Linked DNA regions of Homo sapiens: region 1 is linked to region 2. The links are chromatin contacts, found by Hi-C or POLR2A ChIA-PET in ENCODE. All regions are on one chromosome and are shown on one strand. Each heading gives the region's core, a stretch centred on a gene start or an enhancer-like site at or near the end of the contact. The rest is flanking DNA. Distances are from core to core; before and after follow the strand shown.

The links. Hi-C counts contacts between places; a loop is a spot of excess contacts on that map. ChIA-PET counts read pairs that join two places held with the same protein, here RNA polymerase II (POLR2A). Pooled maps may share reads with other maps.
Region 1: a map of K562 shows a loop between it and region 2 (2.2-fold over the local background). The contact joins the promoter of SPINK4 here to the enhancer-like site in region 2. A Hi-C loop is called at or near these places in 7 of 168 maps with a recorded cell type or tissue (K562, esophagus muscularis mucosa, gastrocnemius medialis and 2 more) and 8 of 50 pooled maps. POLR2A ChIA-PET finds 5 or more read pairs at or near these places in 4 of 52 experiments (OCI-LY7, PC-9, Panc1 and 1 more).

What each region holds. Positions count from the first base shown.
Region 1 is chr9:33,235,015-33,241,609 of GRCh38, forward strand. SPINK4 (serine peptidase inhibitor Kazal type 4) reads left to right here and starts at 5,153. Exons shown (of 4, transcript NM_014471.3): 1 at 5,153-5,255. The coding sequence starts at 5,195.
Region 2 is chr9:33,100,094-33,107,227 of GRCh38, forward strand. It overlaps a transcript of B4GALT1 not described here. Among named protein-coding and RNA genes, the nearest start is that of MIR12117, 5.0 kb to the right of the region's middle. Within about 2 kb of position 1,603, at least 10 of the 41 ENCODE cell types and tissues checked have a DNase peak (open chromatin) inside an H3K27ac peak, as active enhancers do; they include PC-9 and gastrocnemius medialis, where a contact is called at or near this core.

The DNA of each region.
Region 1 (6,595 bases), core at 3,903-6,402, 140 kb after region 2:
CAGTGCACAGAATATGGTAGATACTTCATAAGTATTTGTTGAATGAACACACAAACCCAGATTGCCTCACTCCTGGTCCGGAGCTCTCTCCTGTACCTCTCTATGTCTCAGAGAAGCCAGAGGAGGAAAGAGTGCAGGAGGGGTTGGCTTAGGCTGGAGGGTGGCAGCCTTACTCCTTTGCCAGAGACACAACAGGCACTGTGACCCAGGCCACACCTCCTGGGGCCTGTGTGTATCTGGGGGCTCTCTTGGGCACTCACGGCATCCCAGGGGCATGGAGGGATCAGCACTTACCTCCTCTTTTCCCAAAGCAGGCACCATCTCTGCCCTTGGGCCCACTGTGTTCTTCCCGTTCTTGGATCTGTCACGCAACATTTTTTTGAGACAGGGTCTCGCTCTGTCACCCAGGCTGGAGTATAGTGGTGTGATCACAGCTTACTGCAGCTTCTACCTCCCAGGCTCAAGCAATCTTTCTGCCTTAGCCTCCAGAATAGCTGGTACTACAAGGCACGTGCCACACTGCCTGGCTAATTTTTAAAAAATTTGTAGAGATGGGGTCTCACTACATTGCCCAGGCTGGTCTCAAACTCCTGGCCTCAAGCCATCCTCCTGCCTTAGCCTCCCAAAGTGCTGGGATTACAGGCATGAGCCACCATGCCTAGCCTCAACACTTATTGAGCACCTACTGTGTCCCACGCTCAGGACTGGGCACCAGGGCAATAGAGATAATTGAAACATTGTCCTTTTTCCCAGACAGCTTGCAGCTTAGTCAGCAGATGGATAAGCAAGGGCCACCAAAGTGCAGGGGGAAGACACGGATGGAGGAGACAGAAGGCACAATGCGAGTGGGGCATTCAGGGTGGGTGACAACAGTCATGACCTTGTTGGTGAAAGGCAGTTAGGAAGGTTTCAGAAGAGGGAATGTTTAAGCTAGGTTTCACAGGATGGGAGTAGGGGGATAGAGAAGGGAGACCCAGCATTGCCAGCAGACAGAATAAATTGTGCAAGGGGTTCAGTTGAACTGAAGAAGTGCAGGTCCAGGGTGGGGCAAGGTGAAGGTGAAGCTGGAAAGATGGGTTGGGATCAGATGTTGAAGGGGTGTGGTCACCAGGCTAAGGAGTTTGGGCTTCTTCCTGTTGGCAGTGGACGCCATTACAGTGTTTTGGGCAAGATGACCTGGTCAGCTTTGCTCTTTAGGACGCTTGTCCGGGACGCTGCGTGCAGAGTGATTTGGAGTGGCAGGTGGAGAGCCAGGGATATGAGACAGGACACCATTGAGGTGGCCAGGTTGGAGACAACAGTGGCCAGGACTAGGGTAGAGTGGGGGGTGTGGAGGGGCAGGGATGGATTCAAGAGCTATGTAGGAAGCAGAACCTAGACCCTCCATGGGAAGGCAAACAAGGCTGAGGGGTCAGTGCCTGGGATTCCACTGCCGGAGGTTGCTGGGATGTGGGTCAGGGGAGCAGAGATCAAGGCTTATTTAGCCCCCACTGACCATTCCAGACTCCTGTCATGGCCCTCCCCGGCTCCCTGGCCCCACTTTGCCCACATGGCTTCTCTGTTCTTCAGATGTGAGAAGCTTCTTCTTGCCTCAGGGCTCTCACACATTCTGTTTCCTCTACCTGCAGCACTGTTCCACTTGGCTACAGCCTGCCCTGCCCACTCAGCCCTTGGCGTCTCTGATCTCAGATGGATAGGTCACTCTTGGATCCTCTCACAGAACAGAGCATGTGTGGTTCATGGGACTCACTCCAGCAGTGATGATACAATGCTGCTGCCCGTTCAGTACTGTGCCTCTACTTAACCAAAGCTCCTGGAGGACAGGAACTGTATCTGACTCACTCTCTGCCATATCCAAGCACTCAGCATGGAGCATGGCACTTAGCCGCTTGTTAAACTTTTACTGAATACATGAATGGTGAATTAATGGTGAGGTTTTCTTGGATGCACTGACATCCTTAATGGGCTGTTCAATAGCAGTCGGATATAGGAGCTAGGTTCACACTTTGATGGGATGACAGATTACGAAGTTTGTTACTATGAGTGAATCTAGAAGGTATTTGTCTGAAGAGGAGACCTTGGGGTGGGCTGGGATGGTAAGTGAGCTCAGTACTCCACAGGCTGCCCTTGACTTTACTCTGTACTTTGAAGGATGCAAAATTCAAGCGTCCTGGCTCCTTGCAGCAACTAGAATGTTCAGTAGCCATTTCTGCCACGTGGATAGAAATCTAAGGTCCAAAACAAGGAAGGGATCAAATCCCTTTGCTCCCCTCTGTCCCTTCCTCACTGTAACCTGGGACACTGACAGACAGACCTGTCAGTGATCAGATGAGAAATGGAGAGAGGCCCAGGAGCTTCACATGTGCAAGGGTAGGAGGCAGGCAGATGGCAGACCTGCTCAGCCTAAAGGTGCTTGTGCAAGTACAGGAGGTTCATGCAAGTACAGGAGGCCAGAGACAAAGCTATAAGCCCCAAGGACTCTCAGGGAGGCAGACCTCTTGTGTGAGGAAGGACTGTCTTTGTTCGAAGCCATCCAACAACGAAACTGGTAGGTAGTGAGCTCCCCATCACCATGAATGACCTCCCAGTGGGGCTGCTGTAGGAAAGCCCTAGTGGAAGAAGGGAGATGAAACCCAGATGACCATTATTTTTTATTTTATTATTTTATTTATTTATGTATCTATTTATTTATTTTGAGACCGTCTGGCTCCATCACCCAGGCTGGAGTGCAGTGGCGCAATCTCGGCTCACTTCAACCTCCGCCTCCCTAGTTCAAGTAATTCTCCTCCCTCAGCCTCCCAAGTAACTGAGATTACAGGCACACGCCACCACACCCAGCTAATTTGTGTGTGTGTGTGTGTGTGTGTGTGTGTGTGTGTGTATTTTTAGTAGAGATGGGGTTTCACCATGTCAGCCAGCCTGGTCTCGAACTCCTGACCTCAGGTGATCCATGCAGCTTGGCCTCCCAAAGTGCTAGGATTACAGGCGTGAGCCACCACACCAAGCCTATTTTTATTTATTTATTTATTTATTTATTTATTTAGGCAGTTTCTCGCTCTGTCACCAGGCTGGAATGCAGTGGCACAACCTTGGCTCACTGCACCCTCCACCTCCCAGGTTCAAGCAATTCTCCTGCCTCAGCCTCCTGAGTAGCTGGGATTACAGGTATGCGCCACCACGCCTGGCTAATTTTTTGTATTTTTGGTAGAGATGGGTGTCACCATGTTGACCAGGGCTGGTCTCGAACTCCTGACCTCAAGTGAATGCACCCGCCTCAGCCTCCTCCCAAAGTGCTGGGATTACAGGTGTGAGCCATGGTGCCTGGCCCCAAGATGACCTTTAAAGTCCAATTCCCCTTTTATAAGATGGCGTTTTTGCTTTAGGACAGGAAGTCATCATTAAATATTTTCTCTACCTGCCTAAGCAATGGAAAGATAGCTGCCACCTGCCTCAGAGGCATCCCTGGGACTGTGCAGTTTCCTAAGGAGGAACGGAAGGATCTTGAAGCTGAGTCAAGGATCACTGGGGGCCTCAAGCTAGTCTTGGCCACAGGTCTGGGGCTTCTATGGGTCTGTAGAGGTGACTGGATGGCTGGTGTCCCCAAAGGGACTGTTCTTTTTTTAATTAAAAAAAAAATTTTTTTTTAGAGTTGGGGTCTTGCTATATTGCCCAGGCTGGTCTCTAATTTCTGGGCTCAAGCAATCCTCCTGCCTCAGCCTCCCAAGTGTTAGGATTACAGGCATGAGCCACCGCACCTGGCTGGGGCTGTCCTCAAACAAGAATCCTTCGCCTTGTCATTGGAATATTCTTGCAACTTATCTGCAGGCTTGAAATCTTTCGAAATAAAGTTTTTCTTTAAAAAAAAAAAACACAGATTCTGATTTAAATATTTCAGAGCGAAGCTCAGCATCTGTATTTGTAAATTCTCCCCCAGGGAAATCCAATCTGCAGACAGAGCTGAAAAACACTGATCTAAATGAATTAGAGAAACGTGTATGTAAATAAAATGTATTTTATATATCAGAAATTCTTTGAGAGCAAATATCCAAATGACTTATTAATGTATACTATGTAAGTATGGGGGAGTTTTAGAAACTGATTTTTCTTTAAAAGAATCTTGTCTTTATTTAACCTATGAAGATACAGATGAGGCCGCGTGCAGTGACTCATGCCTATAATCCCAGCACTTTGGGAGGCCGAGGCAGGCAGATCACGAGGTCAGGAGTTCGAGATCAGCCTGGCCAACATAGTGAAACCCCGTCTCTACTAAAAATACAAAAAGTTAGCTGGGCAGGTGGCAGGTGCCTGTAATCCTAGCTACTCAGGAGGCTGAGGCAGGAGAATCGCTTGAACCCAGGAGGCAGGGGTTGCAGCCAGCCGAGATCGCGCCAGGCACACCAGCCCGGGCAACAGTGTGAGACTCTGTCTCAAAAAAAAAAAAAGCAAATGAACACATAATACCTGCAAAGCAAGAAGGCATCTTCCTTTTAATGTTTTATTTTGCCTTTGTTTTGCCTGTTAGTTGTGCCCACTTTGCGGTACAAAAAAATAAGTGAAATAAAAGTAAGTAAAAATGATCATTTCTGCTTACGTTTACAGCTCATTTCATATTCTGCAAAATGTTTTCCCGTCTGCTATCACCGCCGCCATCCTCACAGCAGCCTGGGAGAAAGGCAGAGCCAAAAGTCTCATCTCCACTTCGTGCATGGGTGATCTGAGGCCCAGTTAAGAAAAGTGGCTCTACCGAGGTCCCAGAGTTGGTTGCTGGAGGCACTGGCAAAGGAATCCAGGCTCCAGCCCCCTTCTCTGCCTCCTGCCATCTTCCAGTTGCTTTTTTCCTTTCTCTCTTTCTCTATCTCTTTCCCCTTCTCTCTGCCTTGAACTCTCTCTCTTTCTACTTCAACTTTCCTCTCCTTGCTCCAACCCTCAGATTGGAGTCAGCTTTGCAAGTTGTCCAAACTTTTTGTCACTCTGGAAACCTGCCAGCCCCATGGCCACAGCCCCATCTCATCAAAAGCTCAGCATCTGCACCTAGAGCAAGCCCTTTCCGGATGTCAGCGTGCAAAGATTAACTCTGGTCTCTCCATCTGGCCCTAGATAAGATAAGATTAGGAGAGCGGCACTATAAATAGGCCCCCATCCTTCCTCAGGCGCAGGCCCCAGCCAGCTCAGGCTACACTATCCCAGGATCAGCATGGCCGTCCGCCAGTGGGTAATCGCCCTGGCCTTGGCTGCCCTCCTTGTTGTGGACAGGGGTGAGTGGGCAGAACCTGGATTCTCTGTGGCTTTGTGTTGGTAGGTGAGCTTGGGGTGAGAGCAGAAGCAGGGCCTGGAGCACCCTGTGAGGCCTCAGCTTTTTCCATGTACCTTCATTCTGCATATGCACCCTCCACTGTGCTGGGGAAAGTTCTGGGCTGGGAGAAAAGAAACTTGGGTTCAAATCCTGACTGGCGCAGAATTACCAAAGTCCCCTACCCTCTTGGGGCCTCAGTTTCTCCAGCTGTAAAAGAGGGCATTGTTCCAGTTCAAAGCTGCACTGAGCAACTATTGGGCTGGAGGCTGTGGGGACAGAAGGGAGCAGGTAGGTCCCAGCTCTCAGGAGAGACTGACAAGTATGCTGGGTGCAGGGTGGTGGATGCTAAGAGAGACCTGGCCGAGGTCTTCTGAGCTCCCGATCTCTCTGAAAGGCTGTGGTTTGGGACTTGGGCAGCCATGTGAGCACGACAGAGCCCTTTCCCAGGACTGGACACATATACTTGGGGCAGGGCCCTCTCAGGATCTGGGCCATCCCTGCAATCTCACAGCTACCATGTCAGGCACTGTTCTGAGCCCTTAAGACAGATTAGTGACCCAAACAGAAAAAGCACGGTCCTGATGGAGCATAAATCCAATGGGGTAGAGGAAAAGGGGAAAGGCAATAAACAAGATGGTTACAATGTATGTTAAACGGTATGTTAGAAGCTGATAAAAGTTAAGGAAAAAATACTTGGCAGGGTGATGGGCACTGGAAGGGGGTTGCAATTTCAAATCAGGGGAGGTATCTCTGAGAGTCCGATGTTTGAGCAAAGCTTGAAGGAGATGAGGGACTAAGCCATGTGGATATCTGGGAGAAGATTCCAGGCAGAGGGAACAGCTCAGGTGCAAAGGACCTGAGGCAGGGGCATGCCTGGAGTGACTGAGGTACTGTAAGACCAGTGTGGCAGGAGGGGACATTGTACGGAGTGATAGGAGAGGAGATGAGAGAGGCAAATTGGAACTGTACCGGGAAAGACCTTGTTGGCCAACATAAGAACTTGGCTTTTCCTCTGACTAAAATGGGAGGCACTGAAAGCTTTGAGCAGAGAGTTATGTCTTTCAAGGGTTGCTCTGGTTGGTACATTGAGAATAAACTGAACAGGGAAGCGGGGAGACCAGTTAGGACCCGCCTGGACAAAAGCCATAAGTTATAAGGCAACGCCTGGCAGGATCCAGGGCCACTGACCTCATGGCCAGTCCCACACCCATTTCCCCAGCTGGAAACAGACCTGGGCACAGGGGGAAAGGGAAACGGGTCTGGGGACCTGTTCAGGAGCAGCCTGCTTACGCCCAGCCTGGC
Region 2 (7,134 bases), core at 353-2,852:
AAGCAGTAGAGCCTTCCAGGAAAACACGCAGAGGAGGCCTAGTTCCCTTTGGCCTCTTGGCCATGCCCTGGGGGATCCCTCGGAACTACCAGGGACTGCCCTTCCTCCATTCCTCCCTTCCCTAGTTTCCTGGATTGACAAAGTAGACCTTTGTTTCTGGCTTTGAGACCTTGAGGGAGGATAAGAGTCCTGTCTTTAGCACCCTAGCAGTAACTATAATCAGGCTGAAGAGTTTTCTTAGAAATACAAAATGGCAGCTTGGAAAGGCCCTCGTAGCCTCCTGACCCCGTTTCCAGATGGGGAGTAGAGAGATGATCTTGTTACAGGAAAAGGATCCCAATCTAGACCCCAAGAAAGGGTTCTTGGATCTTGTGCAAGAAAGAACTTGGGGCAAGTCCATGGAGTAAAACGAAAGCAAGTTTATTAAGAAAGCAGAAGAATAAAAGAATGGCTACTCCACTGGCAGAACAGCGGAGTGGGCTGCTTGACTGAGTATACTTATAGTTATTTCTTGATTATATGCTAAACAAGAGGTGAATTATTCGTGAGTTTTCTGGGAAAGGGGTGGGGATTTCCCCCAGAACTGATGGTTCCTCCCCTTTTTAGACCGTATAGGGTAACTTCCAGACATTGCCATGGCATTTTTAAACTGTCGTGGCACTGATGGGAATGGGAGTGTCTTTTAGCATGCGAATGCATTATAATTAGCATATAGTGAGTGGTAAGGACACCAGAGGTCACTTTCATCACCATCTTGGTTTTGGTGGGTTTTGGTTGGCTTCTTTACAGCATCCTGTTTTATCAGCAGGGTCTTTGTGACCTGTATCTTTTTTTTTTTTTTTTTGAGACGGAGTTTCACTCTTGTTGCCCAGGCTGGAGTGCAATGGTGTGATCTCGGCTCACTGCAACCTCCACCTCCCAGGTTCAAGCGATTCTCCTGTCTCAGCCTCCCGAGTAGCTGGTATTACAGGCGCCTACCACCATGCCTAATTTTTGTATTTTTAGTAGAGATGGCATTTCGCCATGTTGGCCAGACCGGTCTCAAACTCCTAACCTCCAGTGATCCACCCGCCTCGGCCTCCCAGAGTGCTGGGATTACAAGTGTGAGCCACCACGCCCGGTCTGTGACCTGTATCCTATGCCAACCTTCAGTCTCATCCTGTGACTAAGAATGCCTAACCTTCTGGGAATGCAGCCCAGTAGGTTTCAGCCTTATTTCACCCAGCCCCAGTTCAAGATGGAGTTGCTCTGGTTCAAACGCCTTTGACATTCTGGCCTTGGTCACCCAGGGGTCAACCCTAGACTCCCATTACAGCACTTCCTCAGTTCCCTCAACTAATTGCACTCCCTCAAATTGAGGCATTCCCAGCAGTATGCTAGGATGTGTACTGACATCAGGGTTGGAGAGGGGCCAGGGAAAGGCCTGGCAGGCCTTGTCTCCCACAAAGAAAACCCTTGGAACAGTCTCCCGGAGGTTGTGGGCAGTGAACCTGCACGACAGGGTAGACCCAAGACAGGAAGAGTGCCCATGGATCCTGGGAGCCAGCAGGGCCAAGATCTGCCAGCCAAATTCACAGAGGCCACCAAGCCCAGCGCCCTTGAGACACACACAGCATCTGAGTCAGACACAGAGCATTCCAAGCTGGTAGGAATGGCCCAAGCTGACATATGAGATGTCATGCCCAACAGACAAATTGTTCATGGGGAAGATTTCTCCTGTCCTCAGCATGCAATTCTTCTCTCCCCATTCCATAGTCTCATTGTCACTAGGTCAGTGTCTATCCAGAGCAAACCACATGGAACACAAATCATTGAGGCTTGGAGTTGATGAAGTTAAACCCAACAGCCTGCTTTTTAGCAGTCTTGATTCAGCTTGTCATCAAAACAAACCACAGCCCCTGGCTTTGCTTAGGAAAATGCCTTTGGCTGAGAACTTACAGGGGGGTCTTGGAATAGTGTGGCAATTGCTCTCCCTTGGGAAGAGGGTGTACAGTCGGGGAGGAAAGGTGCCCAGAAGAGAAAGGGAGAACTAAGCAGGCATCTAGGCCTTATTGGGGAATCCTAGGTCTCCACCTGGACTTCTGGGTCCCCGCAGTCTTCAGACAGACACTGTGCTGAGCCCTCCTGAGCACCAGGTGTTGGCCCAGGCAGGGCAGGTCCAGGAGGATTAAGAAGCTGTGTTGTCCATGAAGCAGGAACTGGTTGTTGCTGCCCAGAGTGATGCCTCAGAGGCAGAAAACCCCATGTCTTCAGGTCCACTTGCATCCCCAGCCCTCAGGAGTCTCCCTTCTTCCCTCTTCCCCACGCCTCAGGCCTCCTTGCATCCTCATGGATTGTTTCAGTGTTAACCATTCCTGTACATCTCCCAGACCGTGGTGACACCAATGCAATGCCCCTGGTATACGGAACTGTCGCTGTCAAGTTTACTAGGTTCCTAAGTCCTCTAAAACAGTAAAGGGAAAACAAAACAAAACACAAACAATCTCATCCCAAAGGTGCTCTTGGCTCCAGCCCTGGATCCAGGCTGTACTTCTCTCGGCAGTGCTGCTGAGGCCACAGCTTCCCTGGCTGGGGCAAGGAACCTCACAGCCTCCATCGCCCTGCTCCCACACTGTGTGGATGAGGAGCTGGGTCATGGTCCAGTGGCCAGAGCCCTAGCCTGGGACTCAGGAGGTCTGTGTCAGACCCAAACTCTGTGTGACCTTGTGCAAGTCATGTGAGCTCCCTGAGCCTAAGTTTCCCATGCTGGAATTATTGTAAGGAGCAACACACGGTACGTGGGAAAGCGCCGAGTGTGCTCATGGAGGGTGAACACGGGTGAGGGGTTCACGAGTCCACCTGCACCCTCCCTGCCCCACAGGCCCGCCTTGGAGGAAGGTGGGAACTAAGAGCTGGGCCATGGAGCTGGCCTTTCTCCTGTGCTTCTGTCATCAGGGGAGACCAAAGTCACTGTGGCCACCGCAACAGGACACAGGGAGCACTCCAAAGGCCCCGGCGACGTTTGATTGTCCAGCATTCCACATCTGTCCCAGAAATGAGTTTCCAACAGCTCCAGGCTCAGGTCTGTGTCAAAATCCAGATGTCAGGGCCTCCCTCTGCAACAGGGCTCCTAGATTCTGGAGTCAAAGATCTACTAGAAAAGGGGTCCCCCTTGTCGAGCTCTGATCAGGCACAAGAGGCGAATCTCGCCCCTCCAGAGCCAAGACAGTGTTCCTCTCCTACCGCATTCTTTCCATTCTTTAGTGTCTTGAGGCTTGACAGTTCAATTGCCCTCACAAAAGAGTGGCAAGAAATGTTGTAACTATTTTTCTAAACCTGAGAGAATTGCCAGAAGCCCCCCCAGCCTGTGTTGAGCTCCCATTCTGCCTTCTCAGACCTTCCTACAGCCATGCCATTTCCCACCACCTGTGAACAGAGTTCAGGCCTCCACCATTCCCCCAGGGGAGGAACCCTGCATCACCCTTCCAAGACTGGGGGACTTATGGGGAATGCAACTCCTCCCAGAAGACAACCCAGCATGTCCTCTCAACAGGGCCAACATTCTGAACAAAGGCCTCAGCCCAGGGTGGGGCGGGGACGCTTAGAACAGGGGCCTGGCCCCAGGCTATGTAGAGAAGGAAAATCATCTTCAATTTTTTGCTCATGCATCTGCTCCCAGAAACAATTACAGAGTAATTTCTGCACTAAATTATTCATACATTTCCCTGCCTCATATGGAAAGACCATTCTGTAGTTTCCTTTGTTTCCTTAGGCCTCTTTCCAATCGATAAATATAGATCCACTTCATCATTCTCAATGGTTGCATAGTACTTGATTGTTTGGATGTACTTCATTTTACTTAGCACAGTCCCCCGTTGACGGTGGCTTCTCATTTTCCAGGGCTACAAACAGCACTAGGGCGAACACTGACGCACATACATCTTGGGGTGTGACTTTGTTTTCTTAGGATGAATTCCTAGAAGTTGACTTGTGAGGTCAAAAGATAGGTCCACTTTTAGGATTTATTTCTCTATAGTCCACTCCCAGAATGGGTGTGGTAGTACCCTCGCCAGTACCAAGTCCTGTCTCTCCCAAGTGTCCTGCCCACTCTCCAATCCAGGGTCTAACATGGAGTTCAGGCTCTGCTTCCTGACACCAGGGGACCCTCCTCTCCTTCAAGACATAACCTATCTAGCTGACTCCATTTTCACCCCCAGGGATAATCCAGCCCCCAGCTTGTCATTTCTTCCTCTAAAAAGCCTCCAGCTCAGCCCCTAGTTTCCACCAACAGTCAGTGGGAACCAAGTGGGCACCCTGGGAGTAAGAGGCTCCTTGCTCCCAGTCCTGAGATCTTGACTGAGTCCAGGCTTCAACTTCTCCACCTAAGCCCCACCTGGCAAAAGGACGGTTGTACCTATGTCATAGCTTTGCCACAGCCCAGACTCCTTAGGGGAGGACAGCATTTGTCTCGAGAACAGGTAGCCGCTGAAAAGCCAGTCACTGGGGTCAAGGTCCCCAGCTGGATTCAGCAACCAGGCTGAGTCCTTATGACTGGCCAATCCTCCTCAGGTGGCACAGCCCACACAGCCAGCACGTCTCACGCTCAAATCTCCAGGAAGATGCTGGGACTAACCACCATGCGCTGCCACCTCCAGAGCAGAACAGACCAGGCGAAGCCTTCACCACAGGAGTCTTCTTATTTTTTCATACTGTGGTAAAATACACATAACAGAAAATGCATCATTTTACCTTTTTTTTTTTTTTTGAGACAGTCTCACTCTGTTGCCCAGGCTGGAGTGCAGTGACGTGCTAAGTAAATGAACTGCAACTTCCACCTCTTGGGTTCAAACAATTCTCCTGCCTCAGCCTCCTGAGTGCCTGGGATTACAGGCATGTGCCACCACGCCCAGCTAATTTTTGTATTTTTAGTAGAGACGGGGTTTCACTGTGTTGGCCAGGCTGGTCTCAAACTCCTGACCTCAAGTGATCCGCCCACCTTGGCCTCCCAAAGTGCTGGGATTACTGGCGTGAGCCACTCACTGCGCCCGGCCTCCACATTTTAACCTTATTTATTTATTTATTTTGAGATGGAGTTTCACTCTTGTTGCCCAGGCTGGAATGCAATGGCCCAATCTCGGCTCACCACAACCTCCGCCTTCCAGGTTCAAGAGATTCTCCTGCCTCAGCCTCCCTAGTAGCTGGGATTACAGGCATGCACCACCACGCCTGGCTAATTTTGTATTTTTAGTAGAGACAGGGTTTCTCCATGTTGGTCAGGCTGGTCTCGAGAACTCCCAACCTCAGGTGATCCTCCCGCCTCAGCCTCCCAAAGTGCTAGGATTACAGACATGAGCCACCAAGCCGGCCCATTTTAACCATTTTTAAATGGGAACAGGTAGCAACTGAAAAGTCAGTCATCGGGGGCAGAGTGCCAATGTAAAGTTCTGTGGCATAAAGTACATTCATATTGTTGCACCACCACCATCCATTTCCAGAACTTTTTCATCTTCCCCAACTAAAACTCTGTACTCATTAAACAATAACTCCCCATTCCCCTTCCCTTCCCCATGCCCCTGACAACCACCATTCTGCCTTCTGTCTCTGTGAGTTTGACTATTTTAGCTGACTCGTCTAAGTGCAATCATATGATATTTGTCCTTTTGTGACTGACTTATTTCGGTTAGCATAATATCTTCAAGGTTCATCTGAGTTGTAGTATATGTCAGAATTTCCTCCCCTTTTAAGGCTGACCGATATTCCATTGTATGTATATACCGCCTTTTGTTTATCCATCAATGGACTCGTGGGTTTTTTTTTTTTTTTTTTTTTTGGCTACTGTGAATAATAGTGCTAGGAACTAGTATCTGCTCAGGCTCCTGTTTTTATTTCTTTTGGGTATATAGCTAAAAATGGACTTGTTGCATTCTATGGTAATTCCATGTTTAATTTTTGGAGGAATTTCCATACCATTTTCCATAGGGGTTCCACCATTTTACATTCCTACCAGCAATGCACAAGTATTCCAATTTCTTCTTTTCTTTTACCCTGAATCAACAATGACTAACATCAGATCCAATTTCTGCATATCTTTGCCAACACTTATTTTGTGTTTCTGGTTTTTAAAATAATAACCATCCAAATTGGTGTATCTCTTTGTGATTTTTATCTGCATTTCCACTTAAGGGAGCCTTCTTAAGGTCAGGAAATCCTAGATCCCTTTGTCAAAGGACAGATGGCCCAGCTGAAAGAAGCCTGGGTAGGGAGTTTGCTCCCACGCTCCTCTTAACCCTATTTCTTACTCCTGGGAGCTGAGCAGAGGTACAGCCACCCTGTCCGCATCCCTGTGCTTCTCCCTCAGGCCCCTGGGTACTCTTGACCCTGCTGAGCTTGGTAGGGGATGATCAGGAAGCCTGAGTTTTGGAAGTTAAGGAAGAGCAGGTGAGAGGAAGGATGGAGACAAAGAAGCACTTCTGAGGGACAGCAATGGAGCGTGGATGGCATTGGGCACAAGAGGGAGATGTCTCCAACGCCATGCCAGCCCTCCCTCACCAGGTAGAACTTTAATAGCTTACCCCGTGATGCTCCAGGAAGCCCTGGGAGGGAGGCAGGGAGGGAGGAGAGCAGGAAGGGGTGATCCTGCTGCTTTTACAAATGATGACCCAGAAATAAATGGACTTCCCTCAAGAAGACAGAGAAGGTTAGTCGCAGGGCAAGAGGAAAAGTCAACAGCAGGGCACTTCCTACAGAAGACACAGAGACACAGAGAGGGGAACCAACTTGCCCAGCATCACACAGCAAGTGGGGAGTCAGAGACAGCCACACGTAATGGTCATTGTATGGCTTCCTCCTGGCTTGTCTTTCCAGGCTCCCTGCCTGGTGACCTGGCACTCACTCTCCCCAAATACACCGTGATATCATTGTGCCCTCTCTCTACTCTTGGTGACCCTGGAACACATCTCGCTGCAGGGCAAATGTCCTTGGGGTGTCATGTTCCTCTGGTTTCCAGTCTATTGACCCTGTCACTCATAACAACCTCCTCTGCACCTGGGGTTCCTCTGCCTCACAGCCTGGGTACAGGTCCTGAAGCCCAGAAAAAGGCAGTAGCCACATTCCCTGCCTGGGGACACTGCCAAAGACGGAAATGAGGCTTGCCTG